2 separate regions of the Mus musculus genome follow, and region 1 is linked to region 2. The links are chromatin loops, found by intact Hi-C in ENCODE. Cell type or tissue: left cerebral cortex. All regions are shown on one strand. Each heading gives the region's core, and the rest is flanking DNA. Links, peaks and the distances in the headings are about the cores only.

Region 1 (5,384 bases), core at 148-5,147, 49 kb before region 2:
ACTGAGGGCACCTCTGGGTGTCCCTGTGTGTGCTTCCAGGACTCAGGCCTCATGCATGGACAGTTTAATTTAGTTCACAGTCCATGTTTGAGTGGACTGTTGAGGATCAGTGTACTGGCTAGTTTTGTGTCAACTTGACACAGCTGGAGTTATCACAGAGAAAGGAGCTTCAGTTGAGGAAATGCCTCCATGATATCCAATTGTAAGGCATTTTCTCAATTAGTGATCAAGTGGGAAAGGCCCCTTGTGGGTGGGACCATCTCTGGGCTGGTAGTCCTGGGTTATATAAGAGAGCAGGCTGAGCAAGCCAGGGGAAGCAAGCCAGTAAAGAACATCCCTCCGTGGCTTCTGCATCAGCTCCTGCTTCCTGACCTGCTTGAGTTCCAGCCCTGACTTCCTTGGTGATGAACAGCAATGTGGAAGAGTAAGCTGAATAAACCCTTTCCTCCCCAACTTGCTTCTTGGTCATGATTGGAATAGAAACCCTGACTAAGACAATCATTGAAATGGCGGAAGCTGGGGAGTGCCCTTCAGTTGCTTCTAATTCTGCCCTCTTCCTCCTGCTCTGCTTCCACCCTGAGGTGAATGGCTGAAACTTTTGAACCAAAAATAAAAATTCTCCCTCTCCATAGGTTATTTCTACCAGGTCCTTATAGGGATGACAAACTTAATAAATGAAGTAGGGGTCATGTGGGAGGAGGCTGCCAGCAAGTGTTCTGATATCAAGGCAAAACTCTCTTGTCCTGGAATGTTCTAGAAAAGTACATCTTCCAGGCCCGCAGGAAAGTAGGAGTTGTGGGGTGTGGTAGAGTAGGGGTACAGAAACAGCCCTATCCATCCCAAACATTATTGATGACAAAGTGAGGTCGCTCTTCAGGTTAAGGCCTTTTTATGCTGTGGCATAATTTCAGGTTTCTCTTCATCCTGAAAATAGCTGCAGATGCCAGAAATCCAAGTAGCAGGAGATGAAGCTTCAGATTCCCGGCAAAGAGATAAAAGGCTTAGTTATGCAAATATGTGGTGGAGCAGCTCAGTCAGGTCTTCCACAGGTGGGCTGATTGGTGCTGATATAGGGTCGGGAAAAGCACCACACAGCAGAGGGACTGATGGCTGCTCTTGGTCATCCACCTGTCACTCCTGGGAACCAGGAAAGAGCAGCCTCTCTCAGATTGGCTCATGGGCACATTTGTGGGGCATTTTCTTGATTACTAGTTGATGTTTGGAGGGCCCAGTTCCCTGAGGAAGGTCCTATCCCTGGGCAGGTGGCCCTTGGCTGTCTGAGCAAGCCAGTAAGCCTAGTTCCTCCCTCCATGTTTTCTGCTTCCAAGTTCCTGCCTTGGCTTCCCTTGATGGTGGACACCCCTTTCTCCTTAAGTTGCTTTTCGGTAACAGTGTTCATTGTAGCAACAGAGAGCAAAGTAGAGCAAGGGCACCTGAGACAAACCTGTCCAGCCTTGGGAGAACCTAGGGAGGGAGGGAAGGTAGGCAGGCAGGCCCTGAGTACCGCCGGCTTCCCAGGGCCCATGCAGGGGCTGGCTCTTCTGTATGCCTGTAGGAAACAGTGTGGTGCTGTTTCCTGTGAGATAACCCAGATTTAGATAACCTGGGAAATGAGTCAATGCAGGCTCATTGTGTGATTATCTCCATCAGGTGAACCACACCCCTCTGATAAATTGGTGAAACCCAGTCTTCTTTAAAGGTGAACTGGTGTCTCTCGGGCTTCACTCATGGCCTCATCATATTCTGAAGACTGAGTGAATTTGGGCCTGAGATCCACTGTGGCCTTGGGTTCCTTAGGATCCCTTCCTTCCAACTGCTGGTAACTACTGACATTGCAAGACATCAGAGCAAGGCAGGGCAGGCTGTGAGCAGGCCCCCTAAGGCCGGGTTTGGGGAGAGGGGCTCTCTGTGAGCAAATGTTAATTCTGTCCCTTGTGTTGTCCCTTCCCTTGTCCCAACAGGTTGAGTCTTGTCATATTATTGTCTTCTCTCTGAAGAGTTAATCCAGCTGGGCCAGCCAGTTACCTGGTCTAAACTGTTGCTTGGAAAAGCGGATACACCTTAATTGGGCTTTGCTAAAATGGTAGGAGGAATAATTATCCCTTTGTATGGATAGTGTATCCTTCTTTTCCAGAAAGCTTGGCCTCAGTGGGCTGCTTTCAGAACTGCTATGTTTCTGATGAGCTAGGGCCTGTCTGAATACTAACTCAGCAAAATGTTCTGTCTGTCTGTCTGTCTTTCTGTCTCTCTCTCTCCAGATCTCTTCGGGCTATGCCAAGATTTGCAGCTTGACTAGAGTGTTTTTGTTTTTGCTTTCATTCTAATTAAATTGTTTTGAGCTTACTTCTGAACCCATTCTTAAGCTATTTTATTAATGAGAATAGGAACCCCAGAGGCAACCCCAGTAACATGCACTACCTCAGGCAGAAGTTGTCAGTGGTTCAGGTAAGAGATGAAAACATCAAGGCTGACCAGTGGGAAATGTGTCTGAACCCCCAAAGCATCTGCAGAGGTCTGAGAGGTTTTAGCTCCTGAAATAAAGATTGCTCCTTGGTCATTAGGCAGAATAATTAAGTGTTAGGGTCTGGGGCAGGCAGGCTCCTAACATATGCACGACCTAGGCAGCTCTCTAATTGGCTGGAAAATGCAGCCATCTGGCATCGGCAAGGGCAGTTTTCAGAGCAGCCGGTTCCCTAAGCCGCTGCACCGCCCCCATACACATAAGGCATGGGTACTCAGTGTACAGATTAAATGGCAGCTCCTATTCGTGTCATATTAGCAATTCTAGTATAATAAAGGATGAAGACTGAGGTAGCAGACATGATGCCAAAGAGGTCTCTGCCACAGCCTTCTCCTGCTTGTCTGTCTGTAACTGCGAAACTTCCCACTGTCTGTTTCTTTCTTCTGTTTTTTTTTTTTTTTTTAATCTCATTAACTACTTTTATTGCTTCTTGGCCATCTTCTCATTAGACTGTGTGCTGGTTAGATTTCATCTTATTCCATCTTATGCTTTACTGTTTTCAACTTTCCATAAGCTAGGGTCATCTGGCAACAGGGAAACTCCGTTGAGAATATGCCTCCTTCAGATGGACAAGTCTGTAGTGATGTGCTTATAAAAAGATAGAGAAAGAATATGGGATGTGTGGTGAAGTATGGGGGAAGGTGATGTCTCAGCAGGCCCATGCTAAGACATCTCTTCCCCCTGAGGGACCAGCCACACTATGGTATAGTATAGAATAGAGTTTATTCAGAGCATAGGGAGGGGAATTATAAGGGCAGTAGAGGCAGAGAAAGGCAGAGAGACAGAGAGTAGAGAAGTAGAGGCCAGCCATGGCCATGAGCATGTGGAGAGAGGGTCGGGGGAAGGGAATGGGAAGAGAGAGGAAGAGCAAGAGAATAAGAGAGCAAAAGAGGGAGGAGGGAGCAAGCAGCTCCTTTTATAGTGGGGTCAGGCCTACCTGGCTGTTGCCAGGTAACTGTGGGGAGGAGTTTAGACAAAATGCTAACAGGCAGGGACATTGTCTTGATTAGTGATTGATGTGGGATGGCTCAGCCCACTGTGGGCATTGCCACCCATGAGCATGCCATAAGGAGCAAGCCAGGAGGAGCAAGCCTGTGAACAGTGCTTTCTTCTCCTTGGCTTCTGTTTCATTCCCTGAATCTAGATTGATGCCCTGACTTTCCTTGATGATAGACTACAATGTGGAAGTGTGAGTCAGAGCACCCTTTCTTATGCAAACCGCTGCTGGTCATGGTTTTTATCACAGCAATGAAAATAATTAATTTTAAATAATAATACTATAATATAAACATTATATAATAAATATTAATATAAACACATGATATAATATAAATAATATAGTATATAATAAATAATACTGTATGTAATAGAAATAATATAATATAGAATATGGTATAAATAAATATAAAATAAAGATAATAAAATGTAAATAATAAATAAACTAAAAATTTACAGACAAATTTTGTAAGGTCACTGAACACCTAAGTTTGTTGTCTCAAATACTTTCTGTGGCTATTTTCTAACTTATTCACTTAGGAATTAATTAAGGTTTCTATTTGTTGAAAACAACTGTTTCATGTTTAAACATTTTAGAAACAAGTTAGCTTTTTTTTTTTTTTTTTTGAATACCAGCCAATTCACTATTCTTTGCACTGCTGGGTTATGTTGAAATTGTCAAAATGCAAAATCTCAGTTATTTTCTTGGTTCTGGAGACTTCTGCTATTTCCCTGTGTATAAATTGATAATGTGTCTCTCCATTGTATGGTTACAGAGGAGGTAAATGAGAGAGAGAGAGAGAGAGAGAGAGAGAGAGCGCTAGCGAGCGCACACTGGTCCAAGAATGGCAGGTGGGGTCTGTGGAGTGAGAATTAGAAACGAGAGGCTCCATAATCATCTGGCATCCGCTCAACGTTGTATCTGTGGTTAGAAATGTACATGATAGAAATGCCAGGGACCTTCTGGATTCTTCCCTCCAGGTTGTGGTCCATGGGAGCCTGGAGACCAGAGAGAGTGCTTTAGTATGCTAATAGGCACCCCAGGTAGCCATTTGTCTCTTCTGCCTTCTGAGTTTGAGGAGATGGAGTTTCCTTTGGACCTGACACCCTGCATAAGAGCTTTCTCTTTATGACCCCTGTTATCTTTATGCATGGTCACTGACTTACAGATGTGGGATACATCAGAAGGAGGTGCTCTACACAGTGGGGAGAAGTTAAGGAAAACACAGTCCAAGTCCTGGGAGTTTGTATCAAATGGGAGAGTTATGGACACAGAAGTAAATGTCTGTTTCATACCATCAAGGGACTTTTTAAGGACCAGTGAGAGGGTTCATTGGGTAAAAGCACTTGAGATCCATGTGGAGGAGGAACTGTCTTCTGACCTCCATAGAGGGTTTGTGTGTATGAATGAATAGCACTGAAGGAGCATACACACACACACACACACACACACACACACTCACTCACACACACACACCCCTAGCTTTAACTAGATAAATACATAAATGCGATTTTTAAAAAGAAGTAGATACCTTAACAAGTGTTTGTAACAGGGAATGGTCAGGAAAGGTCATGGAAGAAATGACAGAGCAGAAGTTTATGGAATACATAGGAACCGGTGACCACCAAGCTGGATGTGTCAGCTTGAAGTCGGAGAAGTGACAGAATGGCGTCCTTGCAACTGTAGTGCTAAGCACATGGCCAGGAAGGGAAGCAATGGCATGTGATTATACAGACGAGCCAAGTGACAGATCTTCAGCCTTGCATGCTGGTCATGCTCCTGAATTTCAGACATGTGTAGAGACAGTCAATAAAGGACGTGTGTGTTGCTTAATATGTTTGTATAATATATAACTAAAATAACTAT
Region 2 (5,384 bases), core at 247-5,246:
ATGTTTTCCCAGTCTCTGAATACAGACTGTTCTGTTGGTGTGGTCATGGTCTCCACAAGGCACACCCACCTTTTTCCTTTGGAAGTTCACATCAAGTCTCATTGAGGCACACTTGTTCAACGTATTAAGTCGTCTAAAAAGAAAGGAAAATTCAATGATTTACTAATGGACCCAAATCTTCCAGCCTGCTAACCTTTATTTCTGGCAAATCTAAAAGTGAAGAATCCACTAGTTATATTGGAAGGCAGCGCTGCATTGCTACATCCCTAGAAAGCGCTCTATAAAATGATTTAATAAAGTTTCACTTTGTGCTCTAGCCTCTTGATGAGAGAGCCTACTAATCCCCAACCGCTTTCCTGGTCTAAACCCAGGCCATTTCTGGTTTCCCATTCTACTGCTCTTAGAAACTGTTGCGGTCATTTGAACTATTTTTCACCAGCCCCTTGCTCCTTGCCGCTGTCCACTCCTGTCCAGAACATCATGGCATGGATCCCCTCAACCACGTTTTCCTCTTTTAGTTTCCCTCCTGCTCTGCAGCAGTAAGTACACATAGGAACACAATTTACACTTCAGTGATAAATTACTCATGCTGACTTCTCATAGACTTGTATGTTGAAGCCACAGCCCCAGTGTAACTGGTAGGTTGGAGTAAGGATGTCACTAAAGCCAAATGAGGAGGAATCTCCATCCTCTGGAATTACAGTGTGGGTAGGAAGAGACACCAGGGTATACAGGTTTGTTCTCCCATCTCCCATTTAAGGACACGGGGAGACGGTGGCTTCCTCTGCCAGGAGGGAGATAACCAAATAACCAAAATCCATGACCTTGAAGGTTCCGGCCTTTCAGACTGTTAAACTGCCCAGTCTACATGCCAAGGCAGCATGTGTCAACTAATAAATACATTTGCTTTTCACTCTCAGCTGGTCTCTTAACATTGCTCCTGAGCTGTCTTCCCGCCTTGCATGTGGCTCTCAAACCTAGACCATCGGAGATTCAGTCCCACACCTGATGACTTTGCCACAGCTGCCACTGAGAAGGACAATCAAACCAGCGAGGAACAGGCATGCGTTCTTGTGGTGTTCCTTTCCTCCCTCCCAAGTTGTGTCTCCCTGTTTACCCACTGCTCTGGCTGCTTTTGTTTTTCCAAGGGAAAGACAGCCCTTTTGTTTTTCTGACTAGCTCTTCACTCTTGTTTCTGATGACAACATCCACTGTGGTATCTGAGTCTTTGCTATTTATATATCGGATTCTCGCAACAGCTTTCCTCTCTGGGCTCATTCTGTTGAGTTCTGACTAACCAAGCAAGCAACCCTCCTCTTCCTAGCCTGCCTCTCATCCACTGCTTACTACATCCCAATCTCCCCTTCCTTTTACTGCCTTAACTTGCTGAGAACATCCTCAATTTTCATATGTTCTGCCATCTTATTTCATGTGATCTCTTGGCAAACACCTTTATTATTTTTGGTTGTTTTTTTTTTTTTTTTTTTTTTAAGTCTGCATGTGGCTTCAGTTACATGTATGGTGCCTTCTATCTTTGCCAATGTTTTAGCAGTTCCTTTAACTCTCTCATTTGGCTTTTTAGTTGTTACCTCATGACCTTCCAATTTGGGTGATTACACATTGAATTTGTTCTTTGGAAGCTGAAGATTCACTCTCTTCCAATCTCCATTCCTACCCCCTTTGCCTGATCCACATACAGTTGTGTTACAGCATCACACATTATTGATAAATCCATCCTTCATGTTTATTACAACCATAAATTTCTAGTCCCGTGTGCATCATACTTGAGTTAATTTTTTTCCATTCTCAACTTTTTAGTGCCTCTAGAGCTAATACCCATATAGATTTTTACTTAGTACTCTTGTGTTTATACCAAATATCTCCAATTATATAAACCCCGTCAGATGGCCTTCAGTCTATCTGACAGATGTCTCTCAGGTCCAGTCTGGATTTACCACTCTTGTTTTGTGTTTTATCGTAAGCTGATTGTGTTTCTTACAATTGAGACTCCTCTGAAGGAGTCTTCTGTTCTGGAGTAAAAAACTGGAGATACTGATACTTAGAATGTAGACAGACTGTCATGTGGGTCCTGTTTCTGACAGAGTAGCTCACTGCTAGCTGCACCTGTGGGAGGGAAATTACCCAGACTAGAGATATAGTGAGTATTTGTCTACAAGTGTGTATGTGCACCACATGCATGTAGTGCCTGCAGTGGCCTGAAGAGGGCACTGGATCCCCTAGAACTGGAGTCAGTTGTGAGCTATCATATGGGTGCTAGAAACCAAACCTGAGTCCTCTGCAAGAGCAAAAGGTTCAGACTTCTGGGCCACCTCACCAGCACCTAGTTGTGTTGGCTTACAGATAATTCTGTTAGGCTTCACCCAACAGCTACCTAGCAACAGTTATAGTCATCACCCACTGCCATTACTACCTGCACAGTGTAGTAGTGTATAAGAGATCTGATTGCTACCCCAGGCCCCCTTCCTCCACACTCTCTTTCTTTCTCTGTTCCCATGTGTTCTCAGCTGGCCTCTCTTTCTCTGTCTCCCCCTTTTCTTTGCCTCTACCCCTTTTCCAGGTCCCCACTCCTGCTCTCTTCCTTATACTAGGTCTGTCATATGGCATGATTTCTCAGGGGGATACCTTGGCAGAGTCCCACCAGGTACTCTGTTACTCCTGCCACATTATGCCACAATTTATATTTCATAACAGCATGTGATTTTTAGTGTATGAATTCTTATTGTTGCTGTTCAGCACATTTGTTTGTTTGTTTGTTTTAGGATAGATCTATGTTGTTAAGCACAGAACTAATTATTACAATTACTTGGTGAGTAGTTTTTCATATTGTGGAAAATATAGCTTGCTGATGGACCTTCAGGTTCTTTGTTTGTATGTTTTTCTTTTTAATTAATGTTTTCCTAATTATCAAATCATATAGTTTGTTTTAAGCAAAGCTCTATTTCCAGCAGTGGGCAACAATTACAACTTGACATTATCTTTGGCATTGAAGACTGTGAATCCACTCATTGCCTTCTTATCAGAGAAGCACAGACCTCTTGCATACAAATGCATGTAAATACTGTCTTTATAGAGAGCACATTAAAATGCATATTTAGAATTCAAACCTGAGGATTACTGTTTTTATTGTACATGATCGTACTGAAGCATCTCAAAGTATACTAGACTTTAATGACATGAAATGCCCTGGAGTTGTTACATTTCCAAACACACATTGCTCTTGACAGTGTGCAGGCTCCTTTAGGTTTTTCAGGTCCAAATACTAAAACTGAACCCTGCACTTTTTTCAAAACTGCCTTGTCTTGACTAAACACCACCACTAGGCCAGCCATCCACACTAGAAAAGAGTCAACCTGAGACTGACTCTCAGGCTTGGCAGCCATTGCTCACTAAATCTGGTCAAGTAAACGTCTGTGATAGTCCTGAAGTCTTGCCTCTTTGGTTGTAATTTATCCTCTTCTCACCTCCCACAGAAAACCAAGCAATATCTGCCTCTAGTTCCAGCAGAGCACCAGGATGAGTCCTATTCCCAATGAATCCCAACATCTGTTTATAGATATAAGACAGTTCTCATTTCAGTCATTGACAGGGCAGACAGACGGAAGCTAGATTTCATGTCATCAAAGTTGAGGCTATGTTAAGATGCTACGGGATGCTTCAGACAGACTGTGCACTCATGATGGTGTCAAACAAGTAAACAGTTCTGTTTTAGAGGCTGATCAGAGTCCACAGCTGCTTTGGGACCTTCTTGGATTTGCTGTGACTGGCGGATTGTCTTTCTGGCCAGTTCCACAGATGTTAACAGCTCCACCTAAGAGTGGTATGTTAATTAAAAGGCGTTCCTACTGTCCCTTTGGCAGCTCTTCTTTTGTTTAGGGAAGGATGCACACTGTTTATCCAATATACTTATCTAGCACACGTGTTCCTCCATTGTGGCTGGAGGCACAAACAAACCATTTGATTTCTTGAAAAAGATTTTTGATTTACTACAGGCACAGGAACATCAAAAGGCTCATTCTTCTACTTAAATATACTTTATGTATTCATGATACATGGAGACATTTTATTAGTTTTGAAATCCGGAAGACAGATTTATTTTCATAGGCTTGTTTTTTTTAGTCACACCTAAACTCAAAAATATGCCTTCAGTTAAAATTACTTCTCTGTTTGAAGAAAATATTCAGAAAACCTTATTTGTATAACCCTATACATAGTATCTGCTAAAGCACTCTATCAATACACAAAGAATTATTAAACAGATGATGTCAAACAACTTGATTTTTTTTTTACATGGTCTAACTTTGTGAGGAGATTCTTTTAAAAGACAATCTACAAATGGCTGTAAGCACACAAAAATATGTTCAACATTTATTTGTCATGGGAGAAATACAAATTTAAATCAGGAACTACTACTGCATGCATGCCAGGAGGCTCAAATTTAAAATACTGATAATAGGAGTTAACAAGATTGCTCCGTGGTCAAGAGAACTTGTTGATCTTTCAGAGGACCCAAGTTTGGTTTCCAGCACCTGCATGGAAGCTCACAACCAGCAGAAACTCCAGTTCTCTGGTCTCTGAAGTTCAGAGGCACCAGGCATACACAAGGTTCATAGATACGCATGCTGGAAAAACATCCAAACACACAAAATAAAATAATCTAAAAGAAAAATAGTTGTACAGACAAACCAAAGACACAGGAGTCCCAACATATTCTGGACAGAGGAGAGGGAAAATAGAGAATTAGCCTCCCTCCAGGCCCCCCAGGTCAAGATTTATAAGGAAGAAACAGCAATGAAGTTGGATAAGTAGTGGGAAAGTGGACAAATGGATCAATGGGGCAGGGTTCATGGCTCCAACTAGGCCCAGTAAATATAGTCACTTGACCTGTACAAAGGAGCAAAGCTGAGGTTAGAGATAACAAGTAATCTCTTAACAAATGGTCATGAAACATCTAGATAGTCACATGAAAAAAAAAATCAATCCAGGTAGACTTTCTGCTCCTAATACAGATGACTTCCAAGTAGACCACATCCCTAAACAGAAACGCGCAGCTCTAGGATTTCAAAATGAAAATAGGACAAAATTTAAGTGGCCTTGAGTGTGTGATGACTTTTTGTTTTCAACATCAAAGGTGCATCCAAGTGACAAGATGTAAAAGTTCTGATCATACAGAGGATGAGATGACTGGAAGGAGACCTGAAGAAAACGTTTCTGAAATGTTTATCTGAATCTGATCAATTATACAGTGTGTTCAAATAACCTTAAAACCCACAATAAGAAAGCAAATGGCCCAGTTTAAAGATAGTTTAATTATTTTTATCACAACTATCTTCATCATAAAAAGGGACGTTGTAGTAAAATATAAT

The links. A loop is a pair of places that touch in the nucleus more often than their neighbours do. Peaks named below come from ENCODE experiments on the same cell type or tissue, not always from the same donor. Only the 100,000 strongest peaks of a DNase experiment are listed, where the experiment ranks them.
Region 1: a loop joins it to region 2, with 6 times the contacts of the local background. A loop is called at or near these places in 2 of 42 quality-filtered maps.

Annotation. Positions count from the first base shown.
Region 1 is chr5:151,024,694-151,030,077 of GRCm38, forward strand. No RefSeq gene overlaps it. Among named protein-coding and RNA genes, the nearest start is that of Kl, 75 kb to the left of the region's middle. In left cerebral cortex, for the core only: no CTCF peak of the experiment used is centred there; a DNase peak (open chromatin) is centred at 2,688.
Region 2 is chr5:151,073,232-151,078,615 of GRCm38, forward strand. It overlaps Stard13 (StAR-related lipid transfer (START) domain containing 13), which reads right to left. Exons shown (of 14, transcript NM_146258.2): 4 at 70-133. Among named protein-coding and RNA genes, the nearest start is that of Stard13, 110 kb to the right of the region's middle. In left cerebral cortex, for the core only: a CTCF peak has its summit at 2,209 (motif pointing right); a DNase peak (open chromatin) is centred at 1,232; H3K27ac peaks cover 337 bases.